Linked DNA regions of Homo sapiens: region 1 is linked to region 2. Evidence: read pairs that join two places in POLR2A ChIA-PET (ENCODE). Cell type or tissue: OCI-LY7. All regions are shown on one strand. Each heading gives the region's core, and the rest is flanking DNA. Links, peaks and the distances in the headings are about the cores only.

Region 1 (8,000 bases), core at 1-8,000, 200 kb before region 2:
AGCCCTATTTTTCTTCCTGCATTCCTTTATCTTGCCCCCTTCTTAAACCTAAACCCTGACACTTCACATGCCTTAGAATCAAACACCTGCCCTTAAAATGAAATATCAAACCCTGAAGCAGGGCAGCTTGTAAGTACGGGGCAGTTTACCAATGCAAACGGGTTAGTAGAAGCTGAGAGTGCCTAGGAAGACCTGCCACCTTCACAAGAGGAGAAAATGGACCAGAAAATAAACACAGTACCTGTTGAGGGGGTCGTGCGGGTGACGAGGAGCATCTAAAGGCACCATACTTTGGCTGCCTCAAAGGCTCTGGGTACCAAATGTAACTGGCATGCCTGGGTGGGCCACTTACACCCAGAGAAACAAAAAAATTAAGTCTTCCAGAAGAGTGACTTGTATTATCACCTGAAACAAAAGCACCATTTCAAACAACTTGTTCATGGAGAGGCAGGTGCATGGTCTGCGAGGCCCAGAACTGACAAGGACCTGCAGGGAGCTATGGAGGAGGCGGGAGATCAGGTGTCCACACTAAGTCCAAGCTCCCAACACAAAGCAAAGGGAGTGTCCACATGCGAAGACCCTTCCGGCTCTAATAACACACTACGAGTCCATGTCACTGATAATAACATCGTGTTGTGGTTAATGTTAATAATTATGGTTAACACTTGCCTGGCTTTACACATATTAACTCATTTAATCCTCATAAAATCCATCAGAAATATCTACTTTTATGCTCACCATTTCTTAGACAAGGAGATGGAGGCACAGAGTGAAGGGAACTGCCCTGGTCTATACATCTTGGACCTGAAGCCAGGCTCTCTGGCTCCAGAGTCTGCCCTTCACTGCCCCTGGACTAGGAATCATGACTGCCTGGGATCACATAGAAACTCCAAGAAAGCCACCAGTGTGACTTCAGGCCAAGCGCTCAGCGCCCACCATGTGCACAGCGTTCAGTAAATGTCAGCTGCTGTTAGGATCACGGCTCCCACCACGGCCAAACCCTGACAAGGCCAGCACCACTGGGGCAGTCCTGAGCAGCAGAACCGCTCAAGAGAGCACTGCCCCATCTCGGGGGCAGACCCCGCTCGGCTCCTCTGTTCTCGACTGAGAGCCTGACACTGACAACTGGGTAGGCCCTAGGAGAAGCCAGGCTTGGCCGAGAGCTCAGGCCCAGAGATCTGGACATGGCTAGTCTCACAGTGGAATTGCCTGGCCCCAGTGTTTAGTCTGTATTAGGTTGAACCACATGAAAGGCTGGTTAATTCAACCCTTTTTTACCTAGGAAAATGGCAACTTCATATGGTTCAACCTAATGGAGGGAGGGATTCTTACATTTATTAAGGACCTACTGGACATTCAGTCATTCATCTAACACCTGTAGAGCAATGGCTGTGTCAGGGCCAGTGTGTAACACTGCTTCAGCACCCCAAGACTGAGAGCCAGGATTTTTCATCTTCCCTCCTAAGGATAAGAAACAAACTTACCAGGCAGAACAAGGGTAACCAACTCGATCTGCCTGAGCTCAGGTAACTACTAAAACAGGCCAATTTTGGCCAGGCATGGTGGCTTCACGCCCATAATCTCAGCATTTTAGAAGGTCAAGGCGGGAGGATCCCTTGAGCCCACAAGTTCGAGACCAGCCTGGGCAACAAAGTAAGACTCTGTCTCTAAAAAATAAGTAGATAGATAGATAGATAGATAGATAGATAGATAGATAGATAGATAGATAGATAGATAGGCAGGCAGGCAGGCACTGTGGCACATGCCTGTTATCCCAGCTGGCAGGCACTGTGGCACATGCCTGTTATCCCAGCTGCATGAGAGGCTGAAGGGGGAGGACTGCTTGAGCCGAGGAGGCTGAGGCTACAGTGAGCCAAGATGGAACCATGCACTCCAGCCTGGGCAACAGAATGAGACCCTGTCTCAATCAATCAATCAAACAGGCCAATTTTGTCTTTCCTCTCAGAATCCCTGCATCTTACACTGTATATGGTGACCAGGGCTGGGATGGGGCTTCATAGGAAAAAGCCAAAGGATCCTGCAAGGCTTTGTCACCCAATAGTCCCCATGGAGGGCTGTCGCAATGATTAAGATGTGCTGCTGCCACTCACGTCACAGGCAGGAAGAGCCAGGGACACTGACACTACTGCACAAAGAACCGTCCTGTCCAGTAGGCCAAGCCACACAGTGGCCGACGCTAGGCTAAGACTATCTCGCCCTTTCAGCTGAGTGGCTATCTTTTGGAAAACAGATTGCAGTTCACAAAGTTCCATCTCCTTGCATTTCAACAAGTGGAACCAAAAAAACCTCCTAAACAAAACCCAGACCTCTTCAGCCACTGTGGCTAGACGTACAGGGGAACCTCTCGGCCCCAGTTTCCTCATCTATAAAATAAACATCCCCATGGGCTGGTGCCAGAGAGGCAGGAGAGGGGAATTCCATCAGCATGCGCTGAGTGCGGTGGACCTGGACCTCCATGGCAACTGCCATTAACTAGCTGGGGGCCCTTCAGCAAGTTACTACACCTCTCTGAGCTCCGGTTTCCTTATCTGCAAAATGAGGAAACAGACCTCACAGGGTTGGTGTTGAGAGAATTACAGACAATGACTGTGGGCATCCGGTAAATACTGGCAGAAGGAAGGGGCCACTCTGTGAGTGAACACTCAATACCAGCCTACAGACTGAAGGTATCCTTCATTTCATGGCATCCCCTGATGCCTGTGCCATGAGTGCACTCCTCAAGACCAAGAATGGACTCTGCTTAACCACACCCCAGCCCATCCTCTCTGCCTGAACAAGGTCTCAAATCTCAGGACAACCAGGGGTCCACACCACCCTGTGCCCAAAAGAGATTTCAGGATAGAAGGTGTCTGGAGGGTATACACTGAGGACATGACAACAGCTCACATTGGAAATTCTCAGCAGAGGAACTAACAGCCAAGCCTGGCCGCTGCTCTTTTGGAGTCTGAGTTCCTCAGTGTCTCAAGACTTTTCACACCAGAAGGATGTGGTGGATTAAGGCTCCTCCTTCCAGTTTCTGAGCACAAAACTGCAACGCAGGGAGCCCACTCATGTGAAACCAACGACAGCCCATCAGGGTCAAAGCCTCACGACGGAGAAGCCTTCAGCAGCAACACTCTACCTGCCAATCACTGCTGCAACTGAGAAGGGAAAAGGGCACCGGTACCACCGGAAAATGCCACTGGCTCAATTCTAATTGGAAGCTCCAGCAGATAGGGTGCAATGCAAAAGCATCTTTTCATAACTTTTTTTGAAAGAAAGATGGGGTCTTACTATGTTGCCCAGGTTGGCCTTGAACTCCTGGGCCCAAGCGATCCTCCCACCTCAGCCTCCTGAGTAGCTGGGACCACTGACACACACCACAGCACCTGGTTTAACTTTCTATTTTAAGTTAAAGTACTTCACTTGGTAAATACGATGCCTGAATCCACTTACTAGGGCTCTGAGACAGCAAGCCCAAACACTGTTAAATAAGATACCGAGCCTAACTCAGGAGCATCATGCTGAGTTCAGCACTAGAAGAGGAAGCTGCACAGAGCAATTGAAGCAGAGGGTGGAGAAGTGCGGGGTCTGAGCCAGTGGTAACAACTGCTTCCAAGCTGCAATGTGGTAAGAGCTCTTGAGACCAGAAACCCTGGGCTGCTGTTTTCAGCAGTCTGGTGTTTAAACAGAATGAGCCCCTTAAGACCACTCTCCTTGGGCAAGGGACTCTACATCTTGGAGTCTCAGAAGAAGGAACTAGCACCTGCCTTCCAGGCTGGTTGGGAAGTTAAATGAAACACCACCTATCATCCATCCATGTTAACAGAATAACCACAATAATAAGAGATAACACTCCTACTGCACTTACAACGTGCCAGGCATCGTCTACACTTTCCACACATAAACTCAGTCCTCACAATCATCACTACGTGCCAGGTGAATGGCAACCACCAGGGTTGTTGCCTTACAAGACACGTGACGACACAACTGAAAACCTAACACTAGAAAGTTGTAGGCAAAGGCTCCTGTTCACAAGCATCCAGAGATGTCAGAAACATGTGGGGTGACCATAGGAGGAAGCACGGAAAAACGCAGGCAAGCAGCCTCCCTGCCTGTCTGACGCTGTGGACTTCCCCAGGCTGGTTCTGCACTCACTCCTGAGTCTTTCAGAACTTTGGACATACTTGCTTCCACCCGCTTCCTCCATTTAACCTTAAGACTCAGATGGCATATTCTATTAGGTCTACCTGACTGCTCAGTAGACATCCACGGAATGAATGACCCGATGGAAAAAAATCACTAAAGGGAGCATAGCGCAGTGCCAGGACTGCCAGGTGGGCCTCGGTTTCCTCACCTGCATAATGAGGGTGACATGAGAATCTGCCTCGTAGGGCTGGCTGGAATATTAAAAAGTCATCAGTCAAAACTAGCTCCTGGCCAAGTACAGTGGCTCATGCCTGTAATCCCCAGCACTTTGGGAGGCTGAGGCAGGCAGATCATGAGGCCAGGCGTTCAAGACCAGCCTGGCCAACATGGTGAAACCCTGTCTCTACTAAAAATACAAAAAATTAGCTAGGCATGGTGGTACGCACCTGTAGTCCCAGCTACTTGGGAGGCTGAGGCAAGAGAATTCCCTGAGTCTAGGAGACGGAGGTTGCAGGGAGTCGAGATCGTGCCACTGTACTCCAGCCTAGGTGGCAGAGCGAGACTCTGTCTCAAACAAACAAACAAAAAAAAACTAGCTTCTGTTATTCCTACAGCTGCCATGCAGAGCCCGCCACCCCACCATCTCCCTCAGCAGACTGGTGTCTTAGGCACCAGAACCTAATGCTGTGTGCATCAGGCTGAACTTGGTGCCACCTGCAGTCACAGAGTCACTGGCTGGATGGATCACTGGGCTACCCAGACTGAAATCCCCATTCAGTTGTTAACAGGCTCTCAAGGCTTTGCAGACACCACTATCTAGGATTTAGACTGACCTGAAATAGCTGTGTGTCAATGATAAACTGTCCAATCAGAACACCTACATGGGACAGCTCTGGGGCAGACCCCCTCAGCTCCAGAGGTGGTAAATCATTCCGTGTCACTCTGCCTTTATCTCCTTCCACCATCCCTTCCTTTCCACACCCACAGCTGCACAGTGGCCAGGACCCTCATAAGCTCACAAGCTGATGCTTGTGGAGGCCTCTCTCCCATCTCTTTCACCTCCCAGGCCTCCTGCATGCACAGCCAGAGGGCTCTTCCTAAAATACCACCGCTCTGCCAGCCTCCTCGAATTTCTACCTGCCCTGTCAAAAATTTCACTGGCTCCACACTGTCCCAGATCTAATGCAAACTCCTTAGCTTAGCAACTCAGGCACTCCACAACTCACTCCTGAGACTGAGGCACCCCATGGGCTCGCATCTACTGCTTGTGTGACCACACCCCCTGACCTCTGCTTTTGTGCCAGTCCCCTTGACCATACCCCACCCTGTCCTCTCTGCCTGAGCACACTCTTCCCAGGCTTCATGCCCAGCCCCCAAGCCGACTGCAGGCTGGAGTGGTCTGCAGGGCTGCGTGGAGGAGGGGGAAATGCAAGCCAGGCCTGCAGGGATGGGCAGACCACAGCACCCATGGGTCCCTGGCTAAGTCTTTTCTAGTACTACTTCATTCCTGCTGCACTTGGCTTTTTGGACGCATCTTGCCTCCCCCTCCCAGATTAGAGGACAGGGATGATGGCTTCTATTTGTGTCCCTTATTCTGTGGTATGCAGAATAAGACATGCAACAACCACAGCTACTGTGTGCCAAGCACTGGAGTAAGTACATTACAAATTTCACCCCTACTCCCCATCTCTATAAAATGTTATCCTCATGCGACGGAACAGGAAAACTGAGACCAAGGGAATTAGCCGCCTCACTGACAGTCACATGCTGAGTGGCAGACAGGACTCAAATCCAGATGTGCCCAACTGCAGAGACCATGTTCTGTGGAGCAGGCAGCCGCCTCTCAGCTCTCACTCAGTGTTTATGTAGCTGGCGCTAAGTGCCAGGCGGCCAGTGCAAGGTGTGGGGTACTCAGAGGGAACCAAACAGACAAGGTCCCTGCTCTCACAGAGCTCATATGCTCTGTCCCCAGCCCTGTCTCTCTTCTTCCAAGCCTGGAAGAGGGCAGGAACCCTCCAGTCACAGGGGGTTCCACTGGCACAAACAAGGAATTCGGGCCTGACATATAGCATGAGGCTCTGGCAACACATGGTGCCCAGCTCACAGTGAGCTTGTCTTTAATGGAGAAAAGAGCCCCAGGCTCTATTAGGTAAGTTGTGCGTTCAAGGCACAACCCAGAGCCAGACAAACTCCAAAGCAGCCATCGGCAGGCAGTACGGAGTGGAGAAAAACGGTTTGCTCTGGAGTCAGAAAACCCAATTCCTCCACTTAGTAGCTAGACAGGGACTAACCATACACCCCTTTGCACACTTTTGGAAAATGGTGATAATAACAATAGTTAATGTTTACATCACTATGTGCCAGATGCTACTGGATGCACTTGACAGATATTACTTAACCCTCATTACGACCTTATGCAGAGGTACTGTTATCCTAAAGCAGTCTGGCTCCTAACTCTATTTTCTTGTACTATGCTGCCTCCAGCCTAAAGTTGAACCTACCTTGTCAGGCTGTGGTGAGGACCGTTCTAACAGAGTGCATAGCATGTGGCTGGTGCTCCATAACCATTAAACCTCCCTTTCCTTCCACTGAAACATGAATCTGTGAAAGCCTAGGTCTGGAAATAGCATATGGCTCTAGCTGGTCCCAATATGGGTGATCTTGCAGTTGCATCCCCTGGAATTCCACACCGCACCCTCACTGGTGGATCTGCTGCAAGGGGAAATGGGACAAGATCCTGTATTTACGGGGCCCTCTGCTCACTGTGTTCTGGAAAACACAGTGAGTGGGGTCCAGCACATGACTTGGGCTGACAGGGATCCGAATCCCAGGCCTGCTGTTCACACCGGTCACTCAAGCTCTCAAGCTTCAGGTTCCTTGTGAGTAAAATGGGGGCTGGGCTATAACCTAAGTCATGTTTCTGGGTCACAGCAGATCCTCGGGTACCCGGGTTGGACAGGCTGGACAAAGCTACCCAGGCTGGACTTCCAAGGTACTGTAAGGTTTCATTTCGGGGCCCCAGAAAGCCTTGGCTGTGCAGAGGAGCGGACTGCGTGCACGTGCAATCCAATTCCACCCAATGGCAGACACAAGAGAAGACACACCCCAAAAGGCCTGGGAGTGGAGCCTGGCACAAGCCCCCAGCTTTCTCTTCAGTTTCCTGCCATAGCTCATGCAGATGTGCCTGCAGGTACACTGAACAAGGCTCTTTCCCCCTTAAGCTTTAGGTAACGATGACATCCCCACCCCTCAACAATGTGAGCCATGAGGGCAGAGATCCTTGTCTTGCATCCTCAGCACATAAGCACCACAGAGTAGGCACTTAATACACAAAAAGCTGAATTAACATTATCCTGTAGCTGCAGGTACCCCACAACATGCCTCAGTATTTGCCTAACAATAAGCATTTCCCAGCCTGGAGGGAGGGCAGGCTTCTAACGGGCGAGGCACCTGCCCTGCCACCATTTCCCTGTGGTCAGTCATGTCCTGTTCCCCACCTCATGGAATGTAAAAGTATAGGATGTCTGAGTTATAAATAGGAGCATCTGCTTTCAAAGACACGGCTTATCATTTCCTTAATCTCAAGCCACTGATCACTGCCTACTTTTTATAAGCATGCCACCAAAAAGAGGCCAGGTGGGCTTAAATGAACAGGGCTGTATAGACAGACAAGAGGGATGTGAGTTGAACAATGTGTCTTATCCACATCAAGAGACATTAATGTCAACTATGTTGTTTCACCTTGTAACAATACCAAGTTCCCATCAGCTCCTGCCAGGCAAAACCATCTGTGAGCTGGAGCAGCAATTCCTGAGGGGGCCTCCCTAGTCCCCGTTCCTGCTAAAGCCTCA
Region 2 (12,832 bases), core at 4,756-12,755:
TTAGCAGAGACAGGGTTTTGCCATGTTGGCCAGGCTGGTCTCGAACTACTGACCTCAAGTGATCTGCCCACCTTGGCCTCCCAAAGGGCTGAGATTATAGGCGTGAGCCACTGTGCCCAGCCTAAACCACTCTTCTTTTGATGGACATTAAGGCTGTTTCCAATTTTTTCCTATCACAAGTAGTGCTGTGGGACACATTCTTGGATATGTGAAGCGTGCAGACATGAATGTAGGTGTTGGCTGGAAGCTGTATGTGTGATTGTTGGCTGGAAGGGCCCTGGATTGTCCTTCAGGAAGCTGCCCTCTGACACTGATACAGAAGGGAGATGCAAACGACAGGACATGGCCCCAAGGGGCTGCGAGGTGCTTATGGGGGAGAGAGAATCCAGAAGGGTGATGCCAGCATCAGCCAGATGCCGGGGTGTGGACTAGTGACAGCCATTGGCTTCTGCTCCATGAGGGCCTCTTGCTGACAGTGGTGGGGTTTCTGTAACCCCACCTGACTGGGCCCATGGATGCCGTCTCCAAAGGTGGAAGCAGCTTGGTGAAGTGGGCAGAGTGGTGTTCCTGAGGCCAGAAATGATGGAATCCCTAACTCAACTCTTAACTGCTGTGTGACTTCTGGCAAGTCATTTTGCCTCTCCGAGCCTCAGTTGTCTCATCTGCAAAATGGGGATGACAATGCCTACCTCTCATAAAGACTGAATGACCTAATGACTATCAAATGCTGATGTGTAGTAAGTGCTCGAGAAATGGGGATGATAATGCTGATTTGTTCAGGGCCACTCAGGTTTTGGTTGGAGGCCTTGTACTGGAACAGTGTGACCTTGGGAAGGGTAGAGTGTCCTCTACCCTTTCTGAGCCTCAGTTTCCTTCTCTCTTTCCTCTTCCCTGTGTTCTTGAGTCAACTCTCTGGAAAGCAGAGGAGAAAGAAAAACCTGGAGTTGTTCCCAGGGAGACTAGAAAGGGAATCTCAGTTCATCTTCACCCCATTCTCTGGAGCTCCTTCCCCCAATGATTGACCTGAGATATTCCCCCTAGTGCCTCAGTTTCCCCCATGCCCTAGAGCTGTGATAAGATCAGGGCTACCTCCTCTCCCCTGCCCTCCTCAGGTCACTAAGGGTCAGAGCGATGCCTGGATGAGACAGTGTCTCATCCCTCTCCATGCCGTCTATTCCCATTGATGGCAGCAATTTGAAGGTGTGGCAGGTCTTAGGAGATTCTTTTGGGGAAGCAGGAGCCTCTTCCTCCAGGCTGACCATGGTGTGGTCACAAAAGCCATATAGAGTCCACTCTGGAGGAGAGAAAACTAGAAGAGGAGAGAGGAGAGTAAAACCCTCTTTTACTCCCTTGCTAACTTGGAATGACTTTGGAGCAGACTCGTGTATGATGGGGTGGAGTCGGAGGAGAGCATCCTCTAGTCATAGCATCTGAGCCGCAGCGTGGTGACTCAGAGCATTTGTCTTGGTGTCTGTGCTGCTTTGGGGAGGCCAGAGCTGCTGGCAGAAGGACAGGCTCCCCAACAGTGCTCAAAATCACCCCAACCTCACAACACATATCACTGAAACAGCAACATGGCTACCAGGTATTTAGCACCTACTCAACGTCAGACTCTGTGCATGCATTTATTATCCATAGCTTCACAGCGACGCCGTAAGCTGAGTATCATTTCTCCCATTTTGCAGATGTGGAAACAGAGGCTCTCTCAAGATCACAGAGCGAGTAAGTGGTAGAGGCCACTTTGATTTGAAGCCAGATCACCTGTCTTAAAAGCCCAGGTTTTGCCTCTGTACAATGCTGTCTCACCAAGACAGAAGGGAGAAACCAAGGCCTCTGTTGTGAATTTGTATAACCTTGATATTTGTACAACCAGATTTCATGTGAAGAAACACGTTGAGGGGTGGGGATTACGATGTGCTTCGTCTCCCTGCCCCAGCAACCTCCTTGCCATTTCAGAATTAGAATTCCAGCTTCTATGAAAAGACCGCGTGTAGTTGGGGTTTCAGCACCATGGACAAGACACCAACTCTGGAGGCCTAGAAAGAGCCGGGGCTGGAGGAGAGGGCATGCGCAGCAGAGTGGGGTGGGGTGTTGGCTTTGGTGCTCCCTGGAGTTGACACATCTTGGCTTTGCCTCCTCCGCCTTTCCATCTGCGGAAGGTTGCCTGGGAATCTGGCTCTGCTCCTGCCTCCTTCTGACCTCATCTCCCCATATCCAACCCACCTCTGGCCTCGAGAACTAAGCAGGGCTCTCACGCAATTTAGGAACTGGACAAATCCCAGTGCCGGGAAAATCCCTGGCTGTCAAAGCCCAGATGTATTCACAGACCGCAAACACACCCTTTGCGTAGCTCATGATGAATTGTGCACACCACTGCCCACGGGCATTAAATAGTAAATAGAGGTGGGCCTAATTTTGTGTAAATCTAATATATGAAAATCCACGTTGATTACAGAAACACATGGTTTAGAGGAGGGCTTCACATCCCAGCTTTCACGGACTCCTAGGGGTTTCTGGTGGAAACCTAGAGACTTCAAGGTCATCTCTGAACCTTCTGGAAGTGTGAAACGTTGTTTTCTTGTCTGTGTGTGTGTGTGTAAAAATTTACAAGCCTTTTATTTTCTGGGGAGAGGTTTGTGTGTGTGTGTGTGTGTGTGTGAGATTTCATTAGATTTTCAAAAGGCTCATGAAGTTTAACAAGTGAAGAGCACTGCTGAGCTAAAGAATGATCCAGCTCAGAGAGCCCTTTGGGACTGTGGGGGCCAGTTTGCAAAGTCAAATTCTAACCTCCCCGGGCCCATGCCTTCCTTTCAGTGGCTGCTGGGAAGTAGCTTCTTTCTCTTCCTCCCTCCTACCCCTTCCTCCTCTTCCTGTCCACTTTTGAGAATGGAGATGCCTGCCAGTTCGCAGTATAATTGAGCTATAAAATGCCAAGGTAACCAGCATCCTTAGGAGCCTATTAAGAGATTTAGCTGCAAACATTGGCTCTGTGCACACATTCTCAAAAAAGCCTTTCTATTTTGTGGGGCTCAAGAGTAATTGCCCAGGCAAGACTATTGCTCCCAAATGTGAAGACAATCCACATACAAAGCAATTGCCAAGCTCTGGACAGTAACAGGTCCTCTTTTTCAAGTACTGTTCAATTGCAATTGATTTTGTGTGTGTCTGTGTGTGTGACAGAGTCTCGCTCTGTCACCCAGGCTTGGAGTGCAGTGATGTGAGCTTGGCACACTGCAACCTCCACCTCCTGGGTTCAAGCAATTCTCCTGCCTCAGTCTCCTGAGTAGCTGGGATTACAGGTGCCTGCCACCACGCCTGGCTAATTTTTGTATTTTTAGTAGAGGCAAGGTTTCACCCTGTTGGCCAGGCTGGTCTCAAACTCCTGACCTCAAGTGATCTGCCTGCCTCGGCCTCCCAAAGTGCTGGGATTACAGGCGTGAGCCACTGTGCCCAGTCAATTGCAATTGATTTCTGTAGCGCTAAAGGCTTTGGAAGGTGCTGGGCTCATTGTAATGTGTGTGTTGGCCTGTGTCACGTATTGTCTTTGCAGGGATGGTTGTTCTTCTGAACCATCTGATTTGTGTTTCAGGTATTGCTCTGTCTCACTGCACTTCCTAGAGCTCCTTATGAAATTCTGGGTCAGGGTCAGGGCTCAGTGTGGGACCAGGATCAGAGCTCAGTCTAGGTCCACAGTTGAGGCTTGGTTTGAGAACTTGGTTATGTAGGGCTTTATGGTAGGTGTCAGGGTTCAGTGGGGGGCCAAGGTCAGGGCTTGGTTTATTGCTGATGTCAGGGCTTGGCCTGGAGTCAGGGTCAGGGCTCAGTCTAGGACTCTAGTTGGGACTCAGTCAAGGAACAGGGCCCAGTTTAATCCTGGCACTAGGGCTCAGTCTAGAATTAGGATTGAAGCTCAGTCTGTGGCTAGGATCAGGGTCAGACGGGGGCCCTTTCTCAACGGACTCATGTGGCCTTCCTTTCCGCAGGTGCCCAGGACCCCACGCCCAGGGGTGGAGTCTGCTGACAGCAGGCGTCTAGCCACGAAGCACAGCAGGAAGGCCCTGAAGGCCAGCCTGACGCTGGGCATCCTGCTGGGCATGTTCTTTGTGACCTGGTTGCCCTTCTTTGTGGCCAACATAGTCCAGGTAATGCCACGGCAGGGGGCAGGTGAGTCCGGCCCTTGCAGGAGAGGCCCTGGATCCCAGCCCAGGCATGGGGACAGGGGAGGGTAGGCTGCCTCTCGTGGTGCGTGTGTGTGTGTGTCTGCTCCATACATGCTGGGAAGGGTGGCCTGGGTCCCTGCCCTGGGACCAGGCATGATGCATCCCCTCCCCCCAGGCCGTGTGCGACTGCATCTCCCCAGGCCTCTTCGATGTCCTCACATGGCTGGGTTACTGTAACAGCACCATGAACCCCATCATCTACCCACTCTTCATGCGGGACTTCAAGCGGGCGCTGGGCAGGTTCCTGCCATGTCCACGCTGTCCCCGGGAGCGCCAGGCCAGCCTGGCCTCGCCATCACTGCGCACCTCTCACAGCGGCCCCCGGCCCGGCCTTAGCCTACAGCAGGTGCTGCCGCTGCCCCTGCCGCCGGACTCAGATTCGGACTCAGACGCAGGCTCAGGCGGCTCCTCGGGCCTGCGGCTCACGGCCCAGCTGCTGCTTCCTGGCGAGGCCACCCAGGACCCCCCGCTGCCCACCAGGGCCGCTGCCGCCGTCAATTTCTTCAACATCGACCCCGCGGAGCCCGAGCTGCGGCCGCATCCACTTGGCATCCCCACGAACTGACCCGGGCTTGGGGCTGGCCAATGGGGAGCTGGATTGAGCAGAACCCAGACCCTGAGTCCTTGGGCCAGCTCTTGGCTAAGACCAGGAGGCTGCAAGTCTCCTAGAAGCCCTCTGAGCTCCAGAGGGGTGCGCAGAGCTGACCCCCTGCTGCCATCTCCAGGCCCCTTACCTGCAGGGATCATAGCTGACTCAGATATCGTGTTCTGAAGGATGCTCCACTGTTGAGTGTAACTTGTGTGTGCAGAGGATGGGCTGGAGGACTCTGGATGTTGGGGAGAAGGACCTCTTGGTTCAGGTTAGGATGAAAACAATCATGACCTTTGCCCATTCTGTCAGGCTGGACGGGAGGGAATGCCCCCACCTGCAGGCATGGATTAATGCTGGGCTGAACCCCTTGCTACTCACAGTGTAGTCCATGGACAATCGGCATTGCCGTCACCTTTGGGAGTTTGTGAAAAATGCACATCTCTGCCCCTGCCCAGACCTGCTGAGTCAGAACTGCATGTTACCAAGATCCCAGGTGAATCATGTGCCCATTACAGTTTGAGATGTGCTGCCTTAGATCATCTTTAACCCTCAGAATGATTTGCTGGATGGTTTTTGGACCTGTCAGTCTCCCCTCCCTGGTATATATGTGGCAGCAGCTGCACCTGGGAGGCAGGCAGGCATGCATGTGGGCCTCTGCTCTACCACCTATGAGCTCTGGGGCCTGACACGAGTTATTTAACCTCTCCGAGCCTCGGTTATCCCATGTGTAAGGTAGAGAAATGATGCCTATCTTGCAGGTTGTCTTGAGAATTAAGACAATGTGTGCCCAGCACCCAGTACACGGTCAGTTAATTGGTACGTTCTGTTGTTACGACCCCCGGCTATCCAGCCCCCTGGCCTCTCCGGCTGTGTGTCAGGAAGGGCTCTTTGCTCCCGTTGTTCTCTTTCCATTTGCCTCCCCCTCTTCAGCCCTGGCCTAGCCTCCCAAAGCCTGACTCTGGTTCCCCAACTCCCTGTTCTGGCTCCTGGGTGGGGACCCCATCTCTCAGGGACCCTCCCAGCTCCCAAGCTGCTGCCCTGCCTTTCCTGGGGGCAAAAGGGGCAGGTGGCAGTTTCTTTTTCAGCCTCAGAACTGGTTTTCCTCAATCCTGGGGGGTCCTTGGACCTAGAAGGGAACAACTGATGGGGATAAACCCAGCCCCTTGCCCACCTGCCTCTGGCCTTCCCTGGGGTCAGTGAGAGAAATGGGAATGGTAGCTACTTGGGTCAGCAGAGTAGAGTCAAAGAGCTGTTCCTGGTGTGAGGTGGGGCCCACGAGGCAGGCAGGTGGACTCTGGCACAGGGGCCTTGGTTTCTGGGGGCAGGGGGTTGGGGAACTCTTGGTCGCCAGTTTACCTGCCATAGGTCCCTTTTCAGCCCTGCCTCCCCCAAGTTCCATCAACACAAACTCCCAGGGGGTCCTCCATGCCTGGCCTGGCCCTCTCCTTGGTGCTGATGAGACACAACTCTGGCCCCGGCGGCTGGCCTCTGAGGGGCCATGGTGCTTGCGGGGCTTCCCCTATCCCCCAGGTCTGCCCAAGGGGACTCTCAATAAACTCTAGCTGAAGGCAGTGGCTGTGGTGTGGACTGGATTCAACTGAGGGGCCACTCGGGGCTTGAGAAGCAGCTGGTGTCGTGGGGAGGCCTGGGTGTAGGTGTCCTGGGTTCTGGTCCAGATTCTGCCCCTTCAATCTGGGACCCCAGAAAAATCCTTTCCCCTTTCAGAGCCTCCATTTCCCATGTATGACATGAGCAGCTTAGTTTAAAAGCAACAAGAGTTGCATAAATACTTGTTTTTAAATTTTGTGTTTTAAGAGTTGGAGTTGGCTGGGCATGGTGGCTCATGCCTGTAATCCCAGCACTTTGGAAGGCTGAGGTGGGTGGATCATCTGAGGTCAGGAGTTGGAGACCAGTATGGCCAATATGGTGAAACCCCATCTCTACTAAAAATACAAAAAATTAGCTAGGCGTGGTGGCAAGTGCCTTAATCCCAGCTACTCAGGAGGCTGAGGCAGGAGAATCCCTTGAACCTGGCAGGTGGAGGTTGCAGTGAGCTGAGATCATGCCATTGCACTCTAGCCTGGTGACAAGACAAGACTCCGTCTCAAAAAAAAAAAAAAAAAAGAGTCAGAGTCTCACTCTGTCACCCAGGCTGGAGTGCTGCAGCACAATCATAGCTCACTGCAGCCTCGAGCTCCTGGGCTCAGGTAATCCTCCTGCCTCAGTCTCCTGAGTAGTTGGCAGTGGCTAATTTTTTTATTTTAATTTTTTGTCAAGACTGGGTCTCGCTATGTTGCCCAGGCTGATCTCCAACTCCTGGCCTCAAGCAATCCTCCCACTTTGGCCTCCCAAAGTGCTGAGATTACAGGCGTGAGCCATAAATGTGTGTCGAATGAACAAATGAATACACACGCACCTGAGCAGGGATCTGGCTCCTATGTTCTACGACTCTAATTTTTGCTGCCCTCCTCCCACCTCCCCCAGAGCTTGTCAATCCTTCCTCTGCCTGGGCCTTGATTTCTCCATCTGCACAACAAGGGTGCATTATCTCTGGCCCTGCCATTCAGGGACTGTGGGAGGAACAAAGAGGAAAGCTCTCACGGATGCAGACCCAGTGGCTTGGGACTTGGGCATTAGAGTCTGACATACAGGGGCCTGGAACTTGGCTCCATCGTTAACCAGCTGTTTGGCCTTCAGCAGGTTACCTGATCCCTCTGAGCCTCAGTTTCCCCAAATATAAAATGAAGATAATAATAGTCCCTACCTCATAGGATTGCTGTGAATTCCAACTGACACAACCCAGGCAACCACTTGGTATGTGGTACATGCTCAAGAAGTGGTAGCTTCTTCTTATTATTATTTATTGCTGTTGTTATCCCCTCTGTTCCTGCTACAGGAAATTCTTTCCATGTAAAATTCATTCTTGTCCCCAGGCCTAGTTCACAGCCATACTGAATGCAATTCAGCATGTATTCACCATGCTCTGTTAGTGGTGTCCAGATGTTGCATGACGGGGGAGCACACTCACATTGTGTCTGTGTGACTCATGTCCCTGGAGTTATGCAGCGCACAGCCTACATGGCTGTACAGGGCAGATCTGATTGGATCTCCTAAGAGCAGGAGTGAGCTGCCTTCTTTGTACCTGCGCCTGCTCTGTTGCTGCCAGTTGATGGTGCCTGTCAGCTGGTGGGCAGCCCTGGAGTGTGGATGGAAGAACAGGCATGCACCTGGTTTTATTGAGGCCAGGGGAGAGCTGGTGTGGGAGCCTCAGGCCCCAGAGAGCCCTCGGGACCTCCTGATGGACAGCCAGACTCCAAAGCTATGAGAAGTACAGAAAGCCCACAGTTGGTTTCCGGTCCTGGGACTCTAACCTGTGCTTGGTTGACTCTGCAGGTCTCTGATGAGGGGGCAGCTGCTCCCTGGTGGGGCTCCTCTGGGGACAGGCAGCTTCCCAAGGGTGGGCGTGTTCTCTCCTCCAAATTCCCCTTCCTTCCATTTCCTTTCCCTTTCAGTTCCAATTCCTTCCATTTAGGAAAGAGGCCTGTGGAAATCCTGTACCTCCAGAGCTCCTGGGAGGAACCCGAGGGTATAAGAGAGAGCTGCATATGGAGACTGGGGAAGACGGCTCAGGTCCCCTGCTGTGGTCAGTCCAGCCCCGTGCTGGGGCCCTGGGTCTTGCAGGCACAATCGGGGCAGCCCAGTGGGTTGGGGTCCATGCCATGGCTGCAGATGGGGGGCCTTTCAGGGCTGGCAGCAGCAGGAAGGGAGGCCCCTTCAGACTGGTCCAGCCCTACTGGCACCTGGGCTTGGCTGGGGTCTGTGGACATGGCCAATTTGGAGGTGTCTCCGGATATGGGACCCTGGGTTTGCCCAACCTGGTGGGGGGTCTCGCCTGATGAGGCGGCAGCTGCTGCCTGGCGAGGCTCCTCGGAGGGCAGGCAGCCTGGGGCCAGCAAGAGCCCCTTCTCGTCCCAGCCTGGCTTGGTGCGGATGCCCACGGCCTTCAGGATGGCATCCATCTGCTTGGCATAGTCCAGGTGGCCGCTGACCTGCAGGAGACAGTGAGTGAGCACCACCGTGGGTGTGCAGAGCCCAGCCCTCCCCAGGGACCTCCGGCCAAACTTCTGGGCCTCAGCCTTGCCCTGAGCATCCACAGCCAACGAATCACCAAACCCATGACTCCATCCCTCAGTGGCTCTCAAATCCAGAGTGGGTGGGAAGGCTCTATGTTCAAAGCTGTTCTAGAATTTATTAAATAAAGATGAAGGATGTTTCTCTAAAAAATCTGGATCCTTTTGGGGCAGGAAGGAATCTCCTGATAAACAGAAAGGTGGAGTAGAAGCTCTCGTTCTTTGTCTGAAGCTTTTTTTTTTTTTTTTTTTTTTTTTTTTTTGAGACAGGCTCTTGCCCAGGCTGGAGTGCCGTGGCGCAATCTTGGCTCACTGCAACCTCCACCTCCCAGGTTCAAGTGATCTTCTTGCCTCAGCCTCCTGAGTAGCTGGGATTACAGGCGTGTGCCACCATGCCAGTAATTTTTTGTATCTTTAGTAGAGAAGGGGTTTCACCATATTGGCCAGGCTGGTCTCGAACTCCTGGCCTCAAGTGATCCACTGGCCTTAGCCTCCCAAAGTGTTGGGATTACAGGCGTGAGCCACTGTGCCCGGCAGCTTTTTTTTTTTTTTTTTTTTTTTTTAAGGGATGGGCTTTTTGTTAAAATAGCATGAGAAAAAAGAAAAATGAAAACAGAGAGAGAGAGAGATGGGTTCTCTCTCTCTCGTCCAGGCTGGAGTGCAGTGGTACAACCATAGCTCACTGCAGCCTTGACCTCTTGGGCTCTAGTGATTCTCCCACCTCAGCCTCCTGAGTAGCTGGGATTACACGTGCATGCTACCATGACTGGCTAATTTTTAAATGTTGTAGAGATGGGGTCTCCTATGTTGCCCAGGTCTTGAACTCTTGGCCTCAAGAAATCCTGCTGTCTCAGCCTCCCAAAGTGCTGGGATTACAGGCCTGAGGCACTGTGCCCAGCTGATGCCTGCAGCTCTAGGCTACTCCAGAAGGGCTCTGCTGTTCACTAGTTGTGACACCTTGGTCAAGCCCCTCTACCCCTCTACCCCTCTGGCTCTCAACTTCCTCCGCTGTAAAAAGGGGAACACAAGGGTAGTTTCACCAGAGGTTGGCTGTGAGGATTTTCCCTGGAAAAGTCCTCAAATTGGAAAGAAAGCTACAGCATAGACTGCAAGGTGCTGGCTACAACTCACTCTGCCGTTTATTCTTTAGTCACAAGGACTCACATTTATAGCTGGGCACACTCCCCAGGCTTCCTTGCAGCTAGGAATAGCACTGTGACTAGTTTTGGCCCATGAGTTGAAGCGGTAGTGTGATGTGGTGTTCCTTGGAATTCTCTTTAAGAGGAGGAGTGCTCTTCTTCCCTCATGTCCTCTTTCCTGCTGGCTGGAATTCAGACGAGATGGCCAGAGCTTGAGCAGCCATCTTGGGCCATGAGTCAGCCCACTAAGGAAGGCAGAACAAGCAGCAAGAGGGAAATTTGGTCCTTGAAGACTGTGGAGTGGCACATCAGCCCTAAATGGCCTATTCTGATTTCTTTTATGTGACAGAATCAACCCTAGTGTATTTAAGACAATTAGGCCAGGCACAGTGTCTCACCTCTATAATCCCAGCACTTTGGGAGGCCAAGGTGGGAAAATCACTTGAGCCCAGGAGTTTGAGACCAGCCTGGGCAACATGGGGAAACCCTGTCTCTACAAAAAAATACAAAAATTAGCTGGGCATGGTGGCGTGTGCCTGTAATTCCAGTGACTATGTAGGCTGGGGTAGGAGGATGGCTTGAGCCTGGGAGGCTGAGGCTGCAGTGAGCCCTGATTGTGCCGCTGCACTCCAGTTTGGGCGACAGAGCAAGACCCTGTCTCCAGAAAAAACAAACAGACAAAAAACATTAGCAGGGCCTCTGTTATATGGGTCTGCATCTTAACTAAGACAAAGGCCAAGAACTCAGAAGTGGCCACCCCCTTCGTCAGAGTCATACGTTCATCCCATTTTTGTGTTGGGATATGTTGGTGAGCAACAAGTAGGGGTGTGATTGAAATGCCTGATGCCTAGATGTAATAATGGACAATGCCTGACACGTAGTAGGTCCTTAATACATTGCAGCAAATAAGCTTCTTGGATATACTCCTTTGCTAGGTGTCGGCTGCTCACTGTAGATGAAATTGAGCCACACGGAGGTAAAGTGACTTACCCAAGGTCACACAGCTAGAACTTGGCAGGGCTGGGATTTGAATCCAGGCCTGTTTCTTTTTTTTTTTTTTTTTTTTTGAGACAGAGTCTCGCTCTGTTGCCCAGGCTGGAGTGCAATGGTGCAGTCTTGGCTCACTTTAAGCTCTGCCTCCTAGGTTCATGCCATTCTCCTGTCTCAGCCTCCCGAGTAGCAGGGACTACAGGCATCTGCCACGGTGCCCGCTACCATGCCCGGCTAATTTTTTTTGTATTTTTAGTAGAGACAGGGTTTCACTGTGTTAGCCAGGATGGTCTTGATCTCCTGACCTCATGATCCACCCACCTCGGCCTCCCAAAGTGCTGGGATTACAGGCGTGAGCCACTGCGCCCGGCCATCCAGGCCTGTTTCTAAAGCCTGTTCTCTTCAGAGAAAATCAGCTGGGGAAGGAAGGAAGGTTAAAAATCATCCTCACTTTACAGAGAAGGGCAGCAAAGCCCAGAGAGGGGTGGCGGTTTGCTTAATGACACACAGCGCATGAACAGCACAGTCTGGTGCTGAGCCTGAGATGCTGCCTGCAGAAGCTGCTCAGCCTGGATCTGCCCCTGAGATGGAGTCTCACGTTATACCCAGCCAGTCGAGGGGGCCTGCTTTAGTGCCAAAGATGCGCATGAGACCGGACTTTCCTTTAAGGCTGAAGGGGAAGGCTTTCTTTTTAAAAAAAGGACAGGAAAAACACCAGGGAGGCTGTTGTTGGGAATCTCAGAAAACAGCACAAAGACACTGCTGGTAACATCTGCATTTCCATTTGAATTGCAAATCACACTGTATTAATCAAATGATTTTTCAAAAACACGAAAAGACAATTCCCTGTACAGTTTTGTTATTTTCTCACCACTAGAATCTGCCCACCTCTCGTTCCTTTCCTCACGAATGCTTTTAAACAGATTCCAGGGAAAATACACACACGTGTATTCACACATCTAAGTGGTTTTCAGGGCCCTGGGCTCAGGGTGGTTGTCAAGGCACAGCCAGTGCCCCTCTGCAGCAGGACACATATTTAGTGGCTGCAGGGCCTGAGAAGGAACCTAAGTTTGGACTCTCTGAAAAGCTGGGGTACCAGCCTTGGCTCTGTCTCTTACCAGTAACTGGGCCAGTCCTCACAATTTCCTGAACCACAGCTTCCCCATCTGTAAAATGAGAGTCATGACCTTGAATGATTGCTATAAGGAGTTCAAGGGCCTGGCACTTCATAGGAACTCAGAGAATGCTAGCTTTTGATATTATGTTCCTATATGATCCAAAACACTTTTTGTTTTTCTTAATTTTTTTTTTTTTTGAGACGGAGTCTTGCTCTGTTGCCCAGGCTGGAGTGCAATGGCATGATCTTGGATTACTGCAACCTCTGCCTTCCAGGTGCAAGCTATTTTCGTGCCTCAGCCTCCCAAGTAGCTGGGATTACAGATGTGCACCACCACACCTGGCTAATTTTTGTATTTTTAGTAGAGACAGTATTTCACCATGTTGGCCGGGCTGGTCTCGGACTCCCAACCTCAGGTGATCCGCCTTCCTTGGCCTCCCAAAGTGCTTGGGATTACAGGCGTGAGCCACTGCACCTGGCCTTTTAAATTTTAAATGTAGAGATGGGGACTTCTTATGTTCTCCAGGCTGGTCTCAAACTCCTGGGCTCAAGAGATCCTCCTGCTTCAGCGTCCTAAATTGCTGAGACTATAGGCATGAGCCACGATGCCCTGCCCCAAACACTTTTAAAGAGACATCATGCAA

The links. ChIA-PET counts read pairs that join two places held together with the same protein. Peaks named below come from ENCODE experiments on the same cell type or tissue, not always from the same donor. Only the 100,000 strongest peaks of a DNase experiment are listed, where the experiment ranks them.
Region 1: POLR2A ChIA-PET joins it to region 2 with 10 read pairs; 2 of 35 experiments call an interaction of 5 or more read pairs at or near these places.

The regions. Positions count from the first base shown.
Region 1 is chr1:19,474,490-19,482,489 of GRCh38, forward strand. The region is part of intron 1 of CAPZB (capping actin protein of muscle Z-line subunit beta); the gene reads right to left. Among named protein-coding and RNA genes, the nearest start is that of CAPZB, 7.0 kb to the right of the region's middle. RefSeq lists enhancers at 3,197-3,296, 7,076-7,761. In OCI-LY7, for the core only: no CTCF peak of the experiment used is centred there; DNase peaks (open chromatin) are centred at 2,562 and 3,032; H3K4me3 peaks cover 718 bases; H3K27ac peaks cover 1,608 bases.
Region 2 is chr1:19,674,584-19,687,415 of GRCh38, forward strand. It overlaps HTR6 (5-hydroxytryptamine receptor 6), which reads left to right. Exons shown (of 3, transcript NM_000871.3): 2 at 3,984-4,142; 3 at 4,336-6,383. The coding sequence ends at 4,785. TMCO4 (transmembrane and coiled-coil domains 4) reads right to left here. Exons shown (of 16, transcript NM_181719.7): 16 at 7,657-8,861. The coding sequence ends at 8,457. Among named protein-coding and RNA genes, the nearest start is that of HTR6, 16 kb to the left of the region's middle. In OCI-LY7, for the core only: no CTCF peak of the experiment used is centred there; no DNase peak of the experiment used is centred there.